3 separate regions of the Homo sapiens genome follow, and regions 1 and 3 are each linked to region 2. A link is a loop called in an ENCODE intact Hi-C map of the cell type or tissue named here. Cell type or tissue: heart right ventricle. All regions are shown on one strand. Each heading gives the region's core, and the rest is flanking DNA. Links, peaks and the distances in the headings are about the cores only. Region 1 overlaps PIK3R1 (phosphoinositide-3-kinase regulatory subunit 1). Region 2 has its middle 15 kb from the start of LINC02997. Region 3 holds the start of LINC02242 (long intergenic non-protein coding RNA 2242).

Region 1 (5,000 bases), core at 1-5,000, 450 kb after region 2:
CTAAAGAAAAATTGAAGGCCATCCTCTAAAGCCATGCTGCTCAGTGCAGGAGCCACCAGCCACATGGTCAAAGCCACACAGAGCCACTGAAAGGTGGCTGCTATAAATTGAGATGTGTTATGAGCATAAAACAAGAGAGAAATGAAGACTATCTGCTTAATAATTTTTATATTGATTATATGTTGATTATATTTTGGATATGTGGGGTTAAATAAAAGATTAAATTTCACCTTTTGTTTTTGCTTGTGATGTGGCTACTAGAAAATGTAAAATTACATGTGTGGCTTACAGCGAGACCCCACTATTTACAGGGCACTGAAAGTCATTCTTCCTCTTAATTCCTCATCTAAACTCTACTCATTGACTATTTTGTGTATCTGCATCTTTTCTTCCAAAATGAATGATCAGCTGCTAGAAGGCATGACTATGGAAACAGTGTATCTTCTACTGTGATTTTTCAAGAGTGAGGAAGTTTGGCTATCACCATGGGCGTGAGGAGAGGGGTTCTGTTCTCATTTGGTAAACATACACCAGATATGCTAAACATCCCATAGAATATCTTAGACAAAGAAAATTACAGTAAGTAGAGAAATGGATCAAAGAGTGGCTATTCTTGGACTCTCTACTTTCCAGGTCTTTTTGGCTAGAGAACTCTTTTTCTAACTTTGTTGCCTGGCTCTTGGCAGTCAATGTCCAAAGTAGTGCATTGAGCTGCCCCCCAAAAGGGGCACAGTTTGTAAGGAAACCATATGCCCTATGGGACCTCATGGGATGACACTCAGTTAGTACATAAGGATCTCTTGGAAGGGAGCTGCCTTTATGTCCTCTAAACCAGGTCATCTCTTATCAGTTAAATCCTGGTGCTGACTAGTACAGCTATATGAGCCTGGACAAATCACTTCTGAGCCTGTTTTTCCTCTCTGTACAATGACAATGATGATAGAACCTTTCTTATAATGTTATGAAAGATTATATTTTCTGAGATAATTTTAGTAAAGCAACGTAGCATAGAGCCTGATACATGTTAAGTACGTTGTGTATATTGGCCATGATTATTATTGGCTTCTTGGTAATGAAAGCATCAAATACTAAGGGCAGCTTTTAGTATATTATTTCTGATCTTGTGTGATCAGAAATACCACATTTTTGAGAATGTATTATTTTCCAAAGAATTAAATGACTCTCAGAGGGGAATGGATAAACCCACAGAGGTTCTGGAAATGGAGCAGTTTCCTGTAAGTATCATGACTTCCAATTAAGCCCCTTTGTCTGTTTTATCCCTGTCACTTGTACTCACTGTGTAGATCATGAGCTAATTTTGCTTGGACTCTCCCCTCCCGCCATCTCTTAGAGCCCAGCAGTGCTGTGCATGCATGGGTTAAAAATTTCAAACTGTCCAAATGAATTGCATTTATTGGCAATTTAATGCTGAAACTCAAAGAGGGAAAAGAGGAGAAAAAAAATCAAAGATGAAGTGGAAAGACAAGGGCCCTTGGATGCAGCCGGACAGAGGTTGTAATATCTGCTCTGCCAAACACTAGTTAAGTGATCTTGGTGTAGTCACCAAACCTCTTGAGTCTCTTTCCCACATACAAAATGAGGTTGATGTGTTTCACAAGGCTGTTATCATGACTCAAGGAAATAACCTAAATGACTAGGGCAGTGACAGTTCACCTCTCTCTCTTCATATTGCTCTCAATTTCATGATCTTCTTCTCCCCGCAACCCCATGATTTATAGAAGCCAAATTACGTTCTCTGATTTATAGCTGTTGTAACTTTGGAATACATTTAAGAACATGGAATTAGTTGTCTTTTGTTAGATCCACATACAGAAGTCACAGAAATGTTTTCATCATTTTGAATTTTACTGTTCATTCTGGCAAAGTGAAAATGTATACCAAAACACTATTTTAAACCACCTATCCCCTGGGTTAGAAATTATAAGTTAGTGTAGCCCAGTGAAGTATAATTAAATGTTGCCATTCTCCCATTTATTTAACTTCCTTCCCTCCATATTTGAAGTAATTTTCGCTTGGTGCCAACTCCAGTCATTCTCCAGATGCCTGTGATTTCTTCCAGATTTTCAACACACAGTGGCTAAAGATAATATAGAATTATTTTTTAAGTAATTTGTGATTAAATGTAAATTTAGTAATTTTATGTTGGGACATGTGATCTCCTTGACATTTTCTCCAAAACACAGAATTTAAGCACTAGAAATGATTTTAGGACATCTAGTTAAACCATTACCACTTCACTGTTATGACAGTGAGGCCTGGAGACATTAAATGTTTTGCCCAAAGTTACCAACATGTTGTTGGCAGAAAAATCTGGAACATATGGCCTCATCTATTGTCTAAATTTTTTCTACTAGTGCACAGTGCCTTTTCAATTGCTTTTTATTTGATAATAGTGACAATCATAAATAGGGGATTTAATCAATACTCTTTTAAAAAAAAAAGTCACAGAAAGAAAGCAATTGTATTGAAAACCCCTTTCTAGTTTTTCCAGTAGGTTACATTAAATGGCCCCAAAAAGTAATTTATGGGCTAAAATGAATGTCTTCAGAAGGCTAACATAAAAGATGACCAACAGGGGGAAACCTGAAACAGCCTTTTAGGTAATTTGCTTAACTTCTAGCCCTTTTAAAAAAATTACTCAAGCTCATGTTAGAGCCAACAAAAAACATCTGTTGTTTTATTTATAGCCACAATTTCTAAGAAGCATATTCTATAGCAGATGAAAAAGTAGTTGACAGCTTATAATTCATAAAGTTACTGAGGCCTAATCTGATAGAACAAAATGTACAAACTCCCTCCCGTGGTTCAGACCCTATCCCTTCCCTTTCTGCTGAAGACAGAAATGGTGCAACAGAGGAGTGGAGCATAGGTTATTACGGTTGTTAAGGAAGAGGCGACTCTGAGATGATAATGCAGAAAGGAGTACCCCGCAGTGATAAATGATTGCTTTCACCTCTGGGCCATCCACCAGCCTGAGTCACTGCTACTTTTTCATTAACATTGTATGGACTTTCATTATAGGAAGCCAACATTTTGCTGTGTTCAATCTACAGATTGTTAACAGCGTATTTCCATCAGGAATCTAAAGTGTTAATTAAAACGACTGATTGAATAGTTCCCTCTCTGAGGGAAGCTTTTAGTTTGCCCCTTCCTTTCACCAGTTAGCTGTAGTCTATATTGACATAACTTTCTCCCTGCTGACTCTTAAGCAATTATTAGAATTCACTCATTACTCAAATATCACCTCTCTGTATCTGTTGGCTTATTTCTGAGAATCTTTTTGAGAACATGACCAGGCTTCTTTCTATAATTTTTATATATATATATATATACACACACGCACACACACACATACACTACATATATATGTATGTAGAATACATATATATATCTATATATGTACATATATATCTATATGTATACATATATCTATATATGTATACATATAGATACATAGCTATATAGATACATATCTAATGTATACATGTATACACATGTACCTACATGTATACACATGTATCTGCATGTATACACATGTATACACATGTAGATGCATGTATACACATGTATACACATGTATCTGCATGTATACACATGTAGATACATGTATCTGCATGTATACACATGTAGATGCATGTAGATGCATGTATACATATATACATGTAGATGCATGTAGATACATGTATACATATATACATGTAGATGCATGTAGATACATGTATACGTAGATACATGTATACATGTAGATACATGTAGATACATGTATACATGTAGATACATGTAGATACATGTATACATGTAGATACATGTAGATACATGTATACATATATACATGTAGATACATGTAGATACATGTATACATATATACATGTAGATACATGTAGATACATGTATACATATATACATGTAGATACATGTAGATACATGTATACATATATACATGTAGATACATGTAGATACATGTATACATATATACATGTAGATACATGTAGATACATGTATACATATATACATGTAGATACATGTATATAGATACATACATAGATATATAGATACATAGATACATATATATTTATATATGTACATATATCTACATATATATCTATATATACATATATCTACATATATATCTATATATATATTTCTACATATATATCTATATATGTAGAAATATATATATATTCTACATTTTAGTTCTGCTATATCTATAGGGCCTTCTGTATATCACAGTTTTGTGTGTTGTTGTTTTTTTTTAAGTGCATTGGTTTGGCACAAATAACTATAGTACTATTTATTATCCTGAGCTTTTTTGAGAATGTAGTGATAGGGTTCAACATCTGCCCAAATTGACCCATCTAAAATTATAATTCTAAAACCATAACCAGAAGAAGCCCATTAATTTCTTTAGTAGAGAGGTGAGTAGCCTCTTGTTTATTTCACTACTGATCATAGTCTATTGTGAGATATGAAGATGTATTAGCCCACCAGAATTAATCACCTTTGTCTGAAGTAGTGAAAGTATATTGCTTCATTTTGTTAAACTCTGATTCCTTACACAATTGTTAAGGATTGTGTTTACTTTTATCTCAAAATTGTTACCTTTTAATATATATAGTCTTATATCAGTGATCTTTTCAAACTTTTAAAATGAAGTCTGAATAAATATTATTTTCTTATGCATTTCTTCTGCACCAGCTGATAGGGAATTTTCTGTACAATGTTTTCAGGCCTCTTGCCTTTCTTGCCTTTATTTTTCTCTGCAATTCCACACACAGGTCATTGCTTTCCCTTCCTCTCCCTTTTTGATCATGGATGCTTCAACTCCCTTCATATATTTGTTAAGCATATTTTACTAAGATTTCATTTTGTGATGCTTGCAAATATACATTACAAAATATATATTTTTAAAAAGTGATTTGAAGGGCCCTCTGTCCATCTGATGATTAACTAGAAGAGTCTTTTGTACCTTGCTAAAAGTG
Region 2 (7,722 bases), core at 1,250-6,249:
TGTTTCTGAGCTGGGAAATAGGTTTTCTCCTGCCTTCGGACTTGGACTCAGACTGAAACCATTGGCTCTTCTGTTTTGCAGGCCTTCAGACTCAGACTGGAACTGCACCGTTGGCTCTCCTGGGTGGGTCTCCAGCTTGCTGACCACAGACCTTGAGACTTCTCAGCCTTTAGAATCATGGAAGCCAATTCCTTATAATAATATATATCCTTTTCCTAGTCTGTGGACTTTTCCCAGCTCCAGACAGACAACCTTCTATAAACTCCAGGATGCTCCATCAATGCCGTCTGGACTCTACAGATTTTGACCCTGAAGTAAAGTAGGAAAGGCTATGAGGACATGTTAAATGTTGTACTACCGCCTGAAGCCTTTTCTTCTTTAAATTTTTCAACAAGAGTTGAATGCACACGTGGAGCTTAATTGGACAACAACTTTTCTCCTCTTCTGTGGGATCCCGTCAGTGCTTTAAGCAATGAGAAGGCAGCTCATTTCCAAGTTTGTGTGGTAAATTTGGGGCAAGTGGGAGAAAAGAAAGAAAGGCTGAGTCTTATAGGGTGTGATTTGGTTCTAGACATGCTTATGTTACTTTTTATAAGATTATCCATTTGACTAGATTTCTTTCCTGCTGACAAAAGAGGCAATTTCTACATATAAAATAAATCTGATTAAAACTCTTTCTCTGTTCCTGTCAAGGTAATAGATGCAGACCCCAGGAACAGAATATATTTGGATTCCTAGTGTGTGCAAATGATTGTTTATGTGATATCTGGTGCCAAGACCCACAGACGGCTCCTGTACTGCCCTGTAAAAATAACGGGAATGGAAAGCTTTTCCTTAGGCATAAAAAGTTAATTTTATTTCTTATTCTCTTTCACAGCGGTAACTATTACTTTGTAATTTTCCTGGTATTTTGTTGGCAGCCAAAAATAACACAAGTAATAGTCCTTGCCTACAATATGCAGCTCCGATTCATTTTGCTTAGCTCAAGTTGCCTCCTATAATAAAGGTGGTGGCACTAGACCTTAAGCATAGGTCTAAACTAGAGCAAATTTCTTAAGCCCGTTTTTAATCAGAAAGGCAGAACAAGTTCAAATCCTTTCCATTCCTTTATCCTAGTAGGGTTTTTAGAACACACCAAATAGCAAGAAATGAATGCAGCTTTAGTAATTAACATTGATAACTCTTCTCAGCCTCCAACTGAGTGAACAGCCTCTTTCAGGCCAGTCAAGAACCATTCTGTATAATCCTATCTGCATGTTATCTTGACAGTGGGAGATAGTGAGTCATAGACAAAGGCCAAGGTGTTGGGCCTGAGCTAACCAAGTGCGTTGAGAATGGAGGCAGTCTCCCAGGATCTGGGACAGGTGTGAGGAGCCACCAGGAGCCAGGGACCATTAAGTGGATGGGTTAGTCAAAGCATTACTTCATAAATCCAGGCGGCCACAGAGGTCTGCGTATTTACAGACACCACTTGTCAAGAGAAGTGGCAGCCTTGAAACCAGAAGGCACAAACACTGAAAAATCAGGTGGTTCAGGCTGCTAATGGTCCTATTAGGCAGTCACGCATCAGAGGACCCATGGTAGACAACAGAGCACCACAAAGGCCCCATGTGGGGCATGGCTTCTATGCTAGAATCCACCTCTATGCAGACAAAGGACTATCATGTGCTTCTTCTCTTAAACAAAGAAATCCATGTGTGGCTTGTCCAGGGCATTCAGATGCAAACAAGCAACTTAGACCACCAAAAAGGGATATGGCATTGGCCAGGGATATGCATTCCTGAAAATGTAAAACATTACTTTGTGCCTCCTTTACTTAAAGCAGTTAGTGAGTAACTAAGTTACGGAGAAGCTTAGAAACTAAAACACTCTGGCTTGCTTTGAATGTGGCCATTTTTACAGGTAAGAAAGCTGGGACCCAGAAAAATGCACTGATTTACCCAAGGAAGCAGAGCTGGGAACAGAATACGAGGCTTCTAATCTACTGATCATTTCACTGTGTCACACTATTTAAGATGTAGAAACAGCTGAATTCATCTTGTCAACTCAGAATCCTTTAGTATCTGTGTCCAGAGGAGGATTTGCCTCCACTCTAAGGGCTTTGGGTTTGTCTGGGAAGGGCTTATTTTTCACTTGCTTTCTTAGGTAGGAAATCAGGGTGGGAGATCTCAGTCAGCATCAGTGCCTTCCTTCCTGTGGATCTGGATGTCTTTTAATGCACTCATGAGCCTAGTGTGAAGCCTGGCCACAGAGATCCTGAGAATTGTACTCAAGAGAGTTTGAGCTTCAGATGTCATGGGTGCTCCCTGTTCTAGAGATAATGGTGTAAAGTGACACAGACACAGCATGTGCTGGCTGGAGGACAGATAAAAATAACAAATAGTCTTAATTGAGTACAGTGATTCAATTTTGCAAGACAGGCAGCAGCTAAAGAGATCTATTGGCACTTTATAGGTAATGTTGAGCGATAAAATAATAGTGATGATTATGCAGAGGACGAAGAGTAGCAAAAATTGCAGTCTCTGTGTCTTGCACAGTACTTAGCCCATAATTAATATAAATTATGTATCTTAGCCGACAGTACTTAGATGCATAATTAATATTACGGAATCGGATAAACTGAACTGATGACTATGACCCATAATCCATAATCATGACCCATGACCATGACAGGGATGGTGCAAGATTAGTGTGAATTCTGTTTCAGTAGGTGAGGACTAGCACAGACTGGAGATAAAACTGTGGTTTGGCATTCTTCCATTTTTACCTTGCTCATTTTTTAAGGCAGGCAGTTTGTACCTCATTGATTTTCACTGCTCATCAAGTCCTATTAGCCTATTCATTAGTGATGGCTTCATTCCCTTCCCACAGTCTGTCTCCTGAATGACACTTCCTTGTGTTAAGGCTGTGCTTAGCCCTAGCCATGATTGCTGGGTATCGACAGAATGTGGCATGACCAGCAGGGCCTGCTGGCTGGCAAGTAGCACCCTTCTCCAACAACACATTGGTACCCACAGAAAGAAGGTGGCAATTTCCATTACAAGGAAGATCAGGTTGTCAACTGATATTATAGTTCCAGTCTCTCTCTCTCTCTTTCTGTCTGCCACCCACACACCTTCACACTCACTTGTCTAAATATAAATATGAACACATTATCATAACCCCAAGCCTGTTCTTGCAGCTAAATTTATTTTCTCACTGGAACCACAGTTCACTTGTCAGCCAAACTAGAGGCCCAGAGTCATCTCTCTTTGTTTTGCTCTTCCCCACATCTGATCAGGCACCAAGCTCCAACCATGCTTCCTTAGACACCACTCTTGAGACCTCCCCTTCTCTGTTTTTCCACTTCTATTGCTCTAGTATAGTTACTATATTATACTGTCATCTTTCACCTGGACTTAAAGACTCCAGATAGTTCCATCTTTCTAATTCCTCTTCCCCAGTGCAAAGTGAGGATGCAGAGTACCTGTGGAAAGGCTAAGGGAAGACAGACTCCAGGCATGAGAGAGAGGAATACCAGCAAATATGTATTGAACACTTAATGTGCCAGGGCATTGATTTACTAATATTTACATTTGTTTTTACTTAATTCTCACAAAAACCTGAATGTACATACTATAATTATCTCCATTTTATGGATAAGAGACTCAAGGCTAAGAAATTTTAAGTGATGTATAAGATCGTATATAAGGAAGTGGCAGAGCTGGACTCAAACCAGGGGTCCAGTTTGTCTAACTCTTAGGTCCGTGTCATTGTCATCACCACATTCTACCTTTCTAGTTGCTCTATACTAGAGGTTATCACCTAAGGGGTTTGTTAAAACTGTGTTTTAACAAACACAGATTACTGGACACAACCCCCCAGAGTTTCTGATTCAAGTCTGGGATGAGGCCTGAGAATCTGAGAAGTTGCATGTTTATCAAAGTCCCAAGAGATGATGATGCTGCTGAACCAGTGACCACACATGAAAGCCTTCGCCCCAGCCTTTGGCATTTATTTTTGGCACTTTCTCCTCAGGCACAGCACAAGTGGTTCAAACTTCAGGCTTACATATCAGACCAGTTTGAGTCCTGGATCTGCTACTCAGTAGCTCTGTGTCTGTGGGCCACTTTATTTAACCGCACTAAGCCTCAGCTACCCCTTCTACAAAATGGGAATAGAACCTACCTTGCAAAGATGTTTGAGGACGGGGAATCATGTATATAAAACTCAGAGCTCTATGATTTGCACAGATTTGAACTTAATAAATGTTAGCTGTTTAGGAATTTACAAGTGTAAGAATTTTATTTTTTTTATTTCATTTAACTTTTATTTCTGTTCGTTTCTCTCTGCCTTTTTTGTTTCTCTCACTGCCTCAGATGGCTTTGCATTTGATTTTCCTTACATTTGGAATTTTGTTCTCCAGACCTTTGCATAGCTCACTTCTTCTCACCACTCAGGTTTCAGCTGAAATGTACCAGTTAAGGAAGGCTTTGAGCCTAGATGAGGGTACCCTTCTCCTATCCGCTACCCACGGCACTTTCTCATTGTATGCTCAGTGGGTGGATTTTTACATTGTGATCCAATTTCTGGAATAGTAATAGACATTTTCAGGTTTTCTACTTCTTCTACAATCAATTTTATGTTTTGGTTTTATAGAAAATTGTCCATTTTATCCGTTTTCAAATTTACTGTCATAAATTCATTCTGTGACATTAACTTCTTCTTATTCTCTACGATATCAGTCTTGTACCCCTTTCACTTTCTAATATTCTTCGCACCTTCTCTCCATTTTTGTTGATCATTCCTGCCAAGGTTTGTCTATTTAACTAGGCCTTACAATGACCCACTTTCTGATATGTTTGAATTCTCTTTATTATATCCTTGTTTTTACTTATTTCTATGGTTTATTTCCTTTCTTTCTTCTTTCTGTCTTCTTCCCCTGACTTATTAAGTTGTATACTTAGGTCTTTAATTATTGATGTTTCTCCATTTATTCTATGAGCATTTAAAACTGTCAACATTCTTTGAATCTCAATCATGGTGGCATGTTTCTTATATGACTTTCAATACGTTTGAGCTACTTGAGCAAGTAAAACCTGTTGGAATTCAGAAGGCCCTCAGTTCAGACTCAGCAGAGGATTTTCTTTGGCTTTGGCCAGGTGCCCAGGCACTGCCAGACTGGGACTACTGTGTTAATTTCTCGGTTTAGGGTTTCCCAGCTCATGCAGGTGTTATAAATTTAAACCTCAAACCCACACAAGGGCAGGGCTGTGGTGATGAATTCTCGAGAGAGACAATTATTTTTTTCTTCCTCCTAGATTTAAAACAAAGAAACAGTTCTCTCGTCATCTCCTTAAAGGCAGTTTCACTGAGAGGGTAGCACTTCAGGGCCCTGAATTTATGGGACTTTCCCCTTCTCACGCTTCTCCTTACACAGGCTCCATCTTCTGCTCCATCTTCGCCTCCTCTCCTGGGTGTTGCCATTACAATTCCATATTGGTAGATGGCCTCAGCGAGATTCAGTGTGAAGTATTATTCTAAATAATTGTTTAGTTTTTATCTTTTGATTTTTAGGATTTTCCTTACTTTCTTGCTAGTTTGGCTGTGCATTCAAAAAAACTCTCTATTCTTTCTGAATTGTATGTTGGGATAGTACAAAAGAGCTTATTTTGAGACTATTTAGTCTGCCATCTTACCAGAAATTGAAGTGACTCTCATGACTCTTTAGCACATCACTGTCTTTTATCTCCTCTATAGGCTCACTAATGCCTGAATTTATTTTACTTATTTATGAGTTCATTTTCTGTTCCTCTGTTGCCAAGTTAAAAGTAAATAACCTGATGACAGGGTCTCCATTCTGTACACTGGTATAGCCTCAGTATCTAGAAAAGCTGTTGGCGTGAAGTAAGACTCAATCAAAATTTGTTGGTTGAACGACTGATAAGTAAATCATGGAGTATACATATGTGGACTATATCCTATGCGAACTTTAAAAGTAACTATTTATAAAATATCTCTGACACAATAAGGTAGAAAGTCAGGTTATTTAATAGCATGTGTAACATAACCTCTATTATAAAACACGTGTGTGCATATGTGTGTTTATGTTTGTATTTAAAACTATCTGGAAGAATATGCACAGAATATTAACTGTTTATCTCTGGTTAGTGAGACTTTTCATAATTTTTCTTTCATCCTAATACTTTATACTGAACACATATTAGTATTTTTTGTAATAATTAGAGGAGGGAAAAAACATCTTATAAAGGTCTGGGATATTTGCTACCTTAATTTCAAGGTGCATATTACAAATAAAGCTTCATTTTATCTTTCTTCCTAAGGACTCAGTCATAAGTTACTTGTGTTTGTTTCTACTTTTCTTGGAAGTAAAAATAAGCCATTTTCAGGCTTCTTCTCTACTATTATTCTGCTCAGTATAGGATGGTTTTTTAAAAACAACACTAATATGTGTTAATTTATCACTACAGGCACCAGGATTATGCAAGGATCAGCTAGAACCTCTATTCTGGATTTGATACCTTTAGCAACTTTAGTTTTGTTACTTTGATGTAAGGAAAGAGAGGACACCAAAATACGTCCCACACTGGCCTGGGGAGAGGAAAGGAGTGTTAGAGATCCTTTTTCTCCTCTACCACTACAGTTTTTGTCAGCATAAATTTGGACTATGTTATATCTTTATGCTAGGTGTCACCTATTCTTGCTTAAGGAATAGTCAGCAAGACTGTTAATTAATCCTCTTCCTTCTCAGCTGCCTGCCATTTATATCAATGATAATGTCAGGAGCTGAGGACACAAAGGTGAGTAACAATCAGACCCTGCCCTTGCATCCCACAGTGATGTCAAAGAACATAATAAGGATGTCGTGTCATAAGTGTTATGTATGAAGTACTTTTGGAATTCAGAAAAAGCTCTTGTTGGGTGAAGACGAAGCAATCATCTGCCTCCTGTATATTTTTCAGCCTTGTTCATTACACTTGCCTCTTGTGCTCTAGCAACACTATTTCTCAGTTTCCACAAACTACAGGCCAGGGTTTTTGCTCATATTCATACTGTATCCTCTACCTGGAGTTTCCCTTTTTTCATTTTCCAGGCAAATTCCCACTTAACCTTCACAACTTGCATCAGGCACCAACTCCTTCAGGAATCTTTCTTTTTTTTCTTTTCTTTTCTTTCTTTCTTTTCTTTCTCTTTCTTTCTTTCTTTCTTTCTTTCTTTCTTTCTCTTTCTTTCTTCCTCCCCTCCCCTCCCCTTCTTTCTTCCTTCCTTCCTTCCTTCCTCTCTCTCTCTCTCTTTCTTTCTTCTCTTTTTTTTCTTTTATTTTGAGATAGGCTCTCACTCTGTTGCCCAGGCTGGAGTGCAGTGGTATGATTACAGCTCACTGCAGCCTCCACCTCCTGAGCTCAAGCAATCTGCTTGCCTCACCCTCCCAAGTGGCTGGGACTACAGGCATGCACCACCATGCCCAGCTAATTTTTGTATTTTGTAGAGACAGGGTCTCGCTATGTTTCCCAGGCTGGTCTGGACCTAATGGGCTCAAATGATACACCTGCCTCAGCCTTCCAAAATGTTGGCATGAGTCACCATGCCCAGCAGGAAACACTTTCTAATTCCCCATCTCCAGATGGGTTGGTTCTATGCATTCACCCATTCATTCAACAGGCATTGTTTGGACTCCTATGACCCATCAACATTACTGTGCTAGACCCAGATAGACAGTGG
Region 3 (7,722 bases), core at 1,519-6,518, 160 kb before region 2:
AGAGATAGCCTGGTCTGAGTTCAAATTCTGTTTCATTTTACTTGGTATGTGGCCGACTTGTGCTATTCTTTCTCACAGAGCCTTCATTCCTTCAACTTAAAGGAAGAGAGTAACAGGTGAAGATAGAGTCGCTAGTACAGAGAAAACTTTAAAAACCATGTCTAATTTAAAAAAGCAATTTAAAAACCCTAAAAATGAAAGTAGAAATTTACCTTCATGTTGACATTGTGAAAGGCTTTGTATGTTTCTGAGGAGTCCTGCCTTTTTTGTACTGCTTATGCAAATGGAGTCCTGCTTATGCAAATGGGCCCATTTATTCAGCCCTGGGGCAGTAGTTATTTATGTGCTGTAACACGAGAAGAGGCAGTGGCCCTTAAAAGAGAGAATCATGGGCTTATGGTAAGAACTAGACTTGAGCTCTGACTCCTCCAGGACCTCTGACTTTGGAAAAATCATTAAACTTCCCTGAGTTACGGTTTCTCATCTGTAAAATGATATGATGGAATGAAGTCTGAGTCCTCCCAAAATTCTTATATTGAAGCCTTAACCACAGTGTGATTGTATTTGGGTGTAGAGCCTTTAGGAGGTAATTAGGGTTAGATGAAGTCACAAGGGTGGGCCCCTTACAATGAGATTAGTGCCCTTATAAGAAGAGGTAGACCAGAGCTATCCCTCTTTCTACCATGTGAGGATTCAGCAAGAAGGCAGTCATCTGCAAGTCAGGATGAGGGTCTTCACCAGGAACTGAATTGGCTGCCACGTTGTTCTTGAACTTCCCATCCTCCACAAATGTGAGAAATAAATGTCTGTTGGTTAAACCACCCAGTCTATGCTATTCTGTTATAGCAGCCTAACCTAAGACAGATAGGAATAAGAATACCAATCTATTGTGTAGAGTTGTTAGGCCACAAATGAGACACTTGTATATGAAATCTATGTAAATTTTCAATCAATTTTAAGTACTATGTTAGAACCTAGAGAGATTTGAAAGTGAATCAGACATAGACCTTGCCCTCAGAAAGTTCAATTTCCCAGGTGATGTAAGACTCATATAACCAACAAAAATACAAAGTATAAAGGGCCATATTCATTAATTCTTTGTTCATTCATTTATTTAACAAATATGCTTTGAGCATTTAACTATGTGCCAGGTGTTATTCTAGATGTTCGGGAGACTGCAGTAAACAAAAGAAATTCTGTGTTCTTAGAGAATTTGTATCTGAGTTTGGGAAGCAGTCAATATATAAAATGTTAAATATGTCTGGTGGTGGGAAGTGCTTTGAAGAAAAATAAAGTAAGACAATAGATAAGAGTAATAAGGGGCACATGGCCATTTTGTACAAAGTGATAAGAAAAGCTCTAGTCAGGTCTGTCTGATAAGGGACATTTGAGCATATGTGTCCATGAAGGGAGCAATGATCCAAGAGGTTTTTGGGAAAAAAATGTACCAGGCAGAGGGAGCAGCAAGTGCAAATACCCTGAGGCCGCCGGTTATTTATTTATATTTATTTATTTTGTAAGACAGAGTCTCACTCCGTCGCCCAGGTTGGAGTGCAGTGTCGCGATCTCGGCTCACTGCAACCTCCGCCTCCCAAGTTCAAGTGATTCTTGTGCCCCAGCCTCCCAAGTAGCTAGAATTACAGGCGTGCAACACCATGCCTGGCTAAGTTTTGTATTTTTAGTAGAGATGAGGTTTTGCCATGTTCACCAGGCTGTTCTCAAACTCCTGAGATCAAGTGATCCACCTGCCTCGGCCTGCCAAAGTGCTGGGGTTACAGGAGTGAGCCACTGCGCCCAGCCAGGAGTCTTAATCACACAAAAGATTCTTCAAAGTGGTTCTGGGAATTCAGAGTTGAGATTATTTCCAGCTAAGGGTGATAATGACACAAGACCCTAGAGAAGGGGCTTGTAAAAAGACACCACAAATTTTCATAATATTTCATAGTTTTTACTTGTCTTTTGCTTAGATCATATTTCATAAATTCCTAACAATAAGTACAGGTTTTTAATTCTTATTCTCCCCTCAAAGAAAAGCCATAAACATCACTTTTCATTTTCCTATAAACATAATGAATGAACATTGCTATTAGTCATCCTTTCCCATTTCAGATTATTAATATTATCATCATTTTCAGACACAAGGTAGATTGTAGTTAAGAACCTGTGCTTTGAAGTCAAGCAGACAGTAGCTGATGTCCCAATTCAACTTCGTACTAGATTTCTCACCTTGGGAATATTGCTTAGGCTTTAGAATCATAGTTTCAGTCACCTCTTTTTACCTATGGCTCCTCATGGATGTGATACTAAAAAATTGCTCAGTGTTGCTATCCTTTTCCACCCTCTCTTTATTGAAGTATTCATAAACATCAAACTAGAAAGCAAGAAGCCCAAAATCTAAAAGTCACACTATGCAAATTTTATACAAAATAAATGAAAGTGAAAGTATGAAGAGAAGTAACAAGAACAAATGTATATACATCTTTACTGAATAAAAAGGGCTTTCATAGATACTCACCTATTAACTCTTTGATAAACTTGTAGCCTGAATATTATTCATCTTCAGTCGACTGATAAAAAATACAACTCAGACAGATTGAGTTATTTTGGCTAAGATCTCTCAGCTCGTAAGTGGCAAGGCTGCAATTTGTATTGCTCTTCTGAGTCCAATTCCTTGGGGTTAGTTATTGGTACAACTAGTGCCCAAGAAGTCCTCGCAAGACTGGAAGAACTTCCAAGTGATTAACCAAGTTGGTTGCATTATGGGCGGCCTCCCTCCTACTTGTGGAATTTGTTTTCTCACTGAGGATTGTTTTAAAAGTTACCTAAGCTGCTTCACAAAGCTTCAAAAATTCCTGGTTATGTGATAGATAATGATGTGTACAAGGCTTCCTTCTGGATGATTCTACAGGGTCTAGAATATAAATAGTTTCTCTCTATGGTGAGCAAGATCTCTGTGCTCTAAGGCTCATTTGATCACTCATCTGGGAGCTCTGCAAGAACTGGGACCATGTCTTACTCATCTCTGTATCCCAAGGCCAGCCGAAAGCCTGGCACGTGGGAAGCACTCAGGTGGGGTTTGAGCACCAGGATGCCAGGCATTATGATGGTGATGCCTGTTAAAAATCATCGGTTAAGCTCCACTTTTGCTGCAGTGAACAGACTAGACATCAGCTGTCATGAGAAAACATATTACCAGGCAACTTTTCCTTTTTTCATCCTGAATCCAAGCAACTGGCCAGGACAGTGAGATGACAGCCCTGCAACTTCCACATCTCACATCACTTCTCTCTTCTCCTACTTCCTTTTCAGAGAGCTTTTTTTTTTTTTTTTTTTTTTTTCCAAAATACAAGCCTGAGCCAGAACTACAGGCTTTGTTTGCCCCAATAGGGAATATACTTTTAAAGCAAGGATGTTAAATCACCCTGTAATTTTAGTCTCTCGAGTATCAGTTCCACCTAAACCTTCCCCATGGAGAAGGGTGGCACTGATCTCTAGACTGGTGAGGGAAATCAGCACCAGCTTGGAAGGGAGCTGCACTAGGTTTCAGTCTCCGCACTGTCATATAACAATGGCTGAATTTATTGACCAGTTACCTGCACTGATCACCTTACACACATTGCTTTCTTTAACTCTCTGTGAAGGATTCTCATTATCATTCACGTTTTGAAGATGCGAAAGTTAGAGCAGAGAGGTGAAGTGACTTGCCCAAGGTCACAGAAAATGATCAGCAGATCTAAGATGAAACAAACCAATTGTACTCCACAGCTGTATTCCTAACTGTGCTACATCAGGCAAGTGAATGACCCTCTCAGCACCTCCGTTTTCTCATCAGTAAGATGAATGGAGGAACAACGACTTTATTGGATTGTTAGGAAAAGTAATTGAGATAATGCAGGCAAGCTCCTGACACTTAGTAGTTACTTAAGGTATGTCAGTTCTCTCCCTTCCTTTACATAACCTGGAATTGGAGAGCATCACCTCTTAAGCAATCCTTTAGAAATATAAAGCTGAAATTAATCCAAACCACACCAGAGCCAATGACAATAAAGCTGATTTGTTCAGACTTATTATTCTGTTTCAATAAAGATCTGTCTCCAGTTTCCTCGGCATCCCCACAGAGCCAACCCAAACTGAAAACACATGCGGCGAATGCAAACTCATTGGTGAAACATGATAGACACTTCAAGAACCAGGAAATTCCTTCTTTATATGACTTGCTCCTTAGCCAGAGCAGTTATGGGTTAAACAATACAGCAGTGCGGCTGTGGCCTTCAAGATGCACAGTGGGGCTTCATGCTCCTGGAGGGAATGGAAGCACAGGGTTCTGCTTGCCAGCTGGCACCGACACTCCACGGACAAGATACGCATGGCCTGGCCTTCCAAGTTGAGAGCAATTGCTGGCAGTACACTGTGAGCATGTGAAGCTAAGGGAGTATTTTTTTTTTAAGTCCCATCATTGTTTTTCTTTCTTTAAATGGTAGCCACTGAAAAGCTATGCAAACACTTCAGCTGTGGAATATTTAATCTGACATTTGGCATGGCTCCCTTGTTGATCCAAGACATAAAGTATGCAGTTGTTTCATGGCTTACTCAAAAAAGATAAGCTAGATACAAATTAATTTTCCTTCTCCTTGCTTTTAGCTGGGTCCCTGCATGGATGCATCCTTGATTCCTAAGCAATGGGATGACAATTATAGACCACAAGAGCAGAAGGTGAATAGTTCATTTAACTAGATGGGTCAATTGAATACTTTTCTTCTGGGGGGTAAAGGGGGATACTCTACTAAAAGCTTTAGGAGTCCCTGTGGTTGTGGTGTTTTCAAAGGTTTGGCAGCTCTTCTCACAAGATTTGGGGTTTCGGGGTTTCATGTGCTGTCATGGAAACATCACCAGAATGGTCCCCTCTTCACTCTGTTGTCATTGGTCTTTAGCAAGAGGAGAACCAGCATCTTGTGAGAGTCTTGCACCTGTTCACATCGGACATACCTCCTGGCTGTATCTGCTTTTTCACTCCATCAGGACAAGTTTAACTATCTCACTGGCAGATTTGGTTTCCTGAAAGTAAATCTCCTGTAGGTTCTCTTTCACTGTCATTGAGTGGTTTCTGACCCTAGACTGGTAAGGAGAACATTGCCCCTTCTCACAAAACACAGGGATCCAAAAAACTGAGTGAGTGGGCAGTTCTTGTTTCTCAGCATGTGCAGGGAAGGACACAGAAATGTCCAACATTAGAAAGGGAACAGAGACCTTCCTTGTCCAAGTGTTCCTCCACTAGAGAGTTAGAACAGTTGCTGAATGTAAACAAACACACTTCCTAAAGTCTCATCCTTTCTTCAGGTGGACCAAGAGTGCCAAAAACACTGGAAATTATAGTCCAATGAGGACTTTATTCATTCTCCTGTGTTTCAATGCCCATTGTTATAACAACCATGTGATTTAAACATCAGGCTGCTGTCACTTGACTGCAGGTAATGATATAATTTTGCATTAGAGAAATACTGAAACACAGTTAATCCTTTAAAAAGGGATGGATGAGGGAATGGGGAGAAGAGAATCAAATGGATTTGTTAAAAGAAACCAAATCTTAAAAACCCTGAAACTGCTAAAGTAAATGGAACTGACCAATTGGGACATTTTGTTAGTTCTGATTTAAGTTTCTGGATCCTGTTCCAAATAAAAACATATCTTTTTTTCTAATGGAAAATTCAAAGAACACAAACCTGAGCTTTAAAAGCCATGTACCAGTTTGTTCTTTTATGGTTTTTGAGCTTGAGGGATTCAGTTTGGTGAGAAAGGAACTTCTTAACCTTAAAACACTTTAGTCAACAGACAAAATTGTGCTTGAAGGCAGGGAACTCCTATAAGAATGGCCTTTCTAGCAGGTATAACACAGTTATATATTTTGATTATCAATTTGTACTTAAAATATCTGCCTAAATACTATTAATAGAGTTTTTCAAAGATAGTGACAAATGATTTTTACTTTCTTCTTTATAACTTTTCTCTCTCTCCTTTACAGTTTTTGACATTGAATATCTGTTTTGTATATAAATGGAAAAATGAAAGTTAAAAATACATTCTTTCTCCAAGGATCTAGCAGTGGACCTTTTCTGGGAGTGGCTAGTAAGTCCTGAAATGAGGTAATTCTGAGCATCCTCATTGCAACGAGGCACTCACTCTGGGTCTGGAAACTTCTGTGGAGAGTTTCCAGCAGCTTTCTCTAAAGGGTTCAAACTCTTTTTCCACTTTTTCTAGGCCTTCCCCATGTAAGAAGGTCTTAATATCATGTCCTTATAATGCATCAATTATAGTCAAATTATGGCAGTGATAAACTAAATTCCATAAGCCGAAAATATTTCATAGAAATTGCTTCCCAAAGTTTTGTGAACGTGTTTTCAGTTGTCCAGTGTCTTCAAAATAGGTGGCAGGGCATTTCTTGGTAAGTAATTGGGAAGCATACCAGAGCTCTGCAAGTCCTCCTAAATTCCTTAAAATATAGATTACTATAGATAATTGAGTAACTCTTTAGGGTCTAGAGTGGCAGAGTAGTGACATCTCACCTGCTGACCCTAATTGACTGGGGGCAGCTTCTGGAATGTTCTGTTGAGAGGAAGTAGAAGGAATGGGCTTAGGCTGATGAGCAATGTTGGTACCGTGTCTAAGGTAGCAAATTGGTGACACAGTTGGTTTTAAATTGCCAACCCTGTTCTAGATTTTGTCTGAATGAGTTTCTAGTGATTTGTGTAGTAGTCAAAATGTCTTTCCCACAATGTTTACTTGGACAATATGGAAGCATATCCTAGGGGCACCTCATACTATTTCTCTCTTCTTTCCCACTTGCCTGCCTTTTTTGCATGCCAGGAGCTTCGGGGTTACTGGCCAAAGCTTTTTGAAGACTCCATGATCTGTGCTGGAGGCTGTGAGGCTGTGGTTAAGTTCTTGGTGAACACTGTCACCCTTCTCTTAGAAAGCAAGCATTGAGAACCCTTGTTTCATGTTTGGTCTTAAAGAAAAAGTAAAAGGAATGAAAACAAGAATATTTCTTTTAATGATTTGCCTTTATATTTGCATTTCCCCCAGTCCTGTACCACTCCACCACAGAAAGGAAATTTTAAGGCAAGATAATCCTATGAAGGCAGTGCTAAACTATCTCTCAGCAGTATCTTTTGCCATTGCCTTTCAACAGATTTCTTATTTATATTTAGATTGTAATGTATTCAATGTATGCAATGGAAACCTTAGAGAAATCAACTAAAGCTGAATTCCTGTGGAAAAAATACTTTACTTCCTGCCATATTGCTGCAACAGAAATTTTATTGGCAAAGTAAGTTGCAATATTACTCCCAGCAGAAGATTTCTGCATATGTAAAAAAAAAAAAAGGAGTATAATTGCTTCATTCAAAAATAAAAAGAGGAAAAGAAAAAATGAGCAATTGGGAATCATGTTGCCATAACCATCGTTAAGCTCTGTATTTATTAAATCTAACTTAAAAAAAGCCATATTTATTAAACATATAAGGAAAGCAGTGAATTGTCTCAAGATGTTATACCCTATAAGGTTTAAGTCCATACAGAATTCATTAAAAGAAAAAGAAAAAAGAAAATGAGTTAGAACTTCTAATATTGGAAATACAGGGATTTAGCAGAAGATAAAAGTAAACACAATTTTAACGTTTCCCTAGTAACTATCAAAACCAGATTAAAAGACTACAATGAGGCAAA

What was found. A loop is a pair of places that touch in the nucleus more often than their neighbours do. Peaks named below come from ENCODE experiments on the same cell type or tissue, not always from the same donor. Only the 100,000 strongest peaks of a DNase experiment are listed, where the experiment ranks them.
Region 1: it touches region 2 in a loop (6-fold over the local background); 21 of 110 quality-filtered maps call a loop at or near these places.
Region 3: a loop joins it to region 2, with 4 times the contacts of the local background. A loop is called at or near these places in 3 of 110 quality-filtered maps.

The regions. Positions count from the first base shown.
Region 1 is chr5:68,259,052-68,264,051 of GRCh38, forward strand. The region is part of intron 2 of PIK3R1 (phosphoinositide-3-kinase regulatory subunit 1); the gene reads left to right. Among named protein-coding and RNA genes, the nearest start is that of PIK3R1, 46 kb to the left of the region's middle. In heart right ventricle, for the core only: a CTCF peak has its summit at 2,583 (motif pointing right); no DNase peak of the experiment used is centred there; H3K27ac peaks cover 4,480 bases.
Region 2 is chr5:67,804,565-67,812,286 of GRCh38, forward strand. No RefSeq gene overlaps it. Among named protein-coding and RNA genes, the nearest start is that of LINC02997, 15 kb to the left of the region's middle. RefSeq lists a silencer at 5,251-5,310. In heart right ventricle, for the core only: no CTCF peak of the experiment used is centred there; DNase peaks (open chromatin) are centred at 2,946 and 3,986; H3K27ac peaks cover 4,413 bases.
Region 3 is chr5:67,644,091-67,651,812 of GRCh38, forward strand. LINC02242 (long intergenic non-protein coding RNA 2242) reads right to left here and starts at 2,699. Exons shown (of 3, transcript NR_147169.1): 1 at 2,516-2,699. In heart right ventricle, for the core only: no CTCF peak of the experiment used is centred there; a DNase peak (open chromatin) is centred at 4,341; H3K27ac peaks cover 1,811 bases.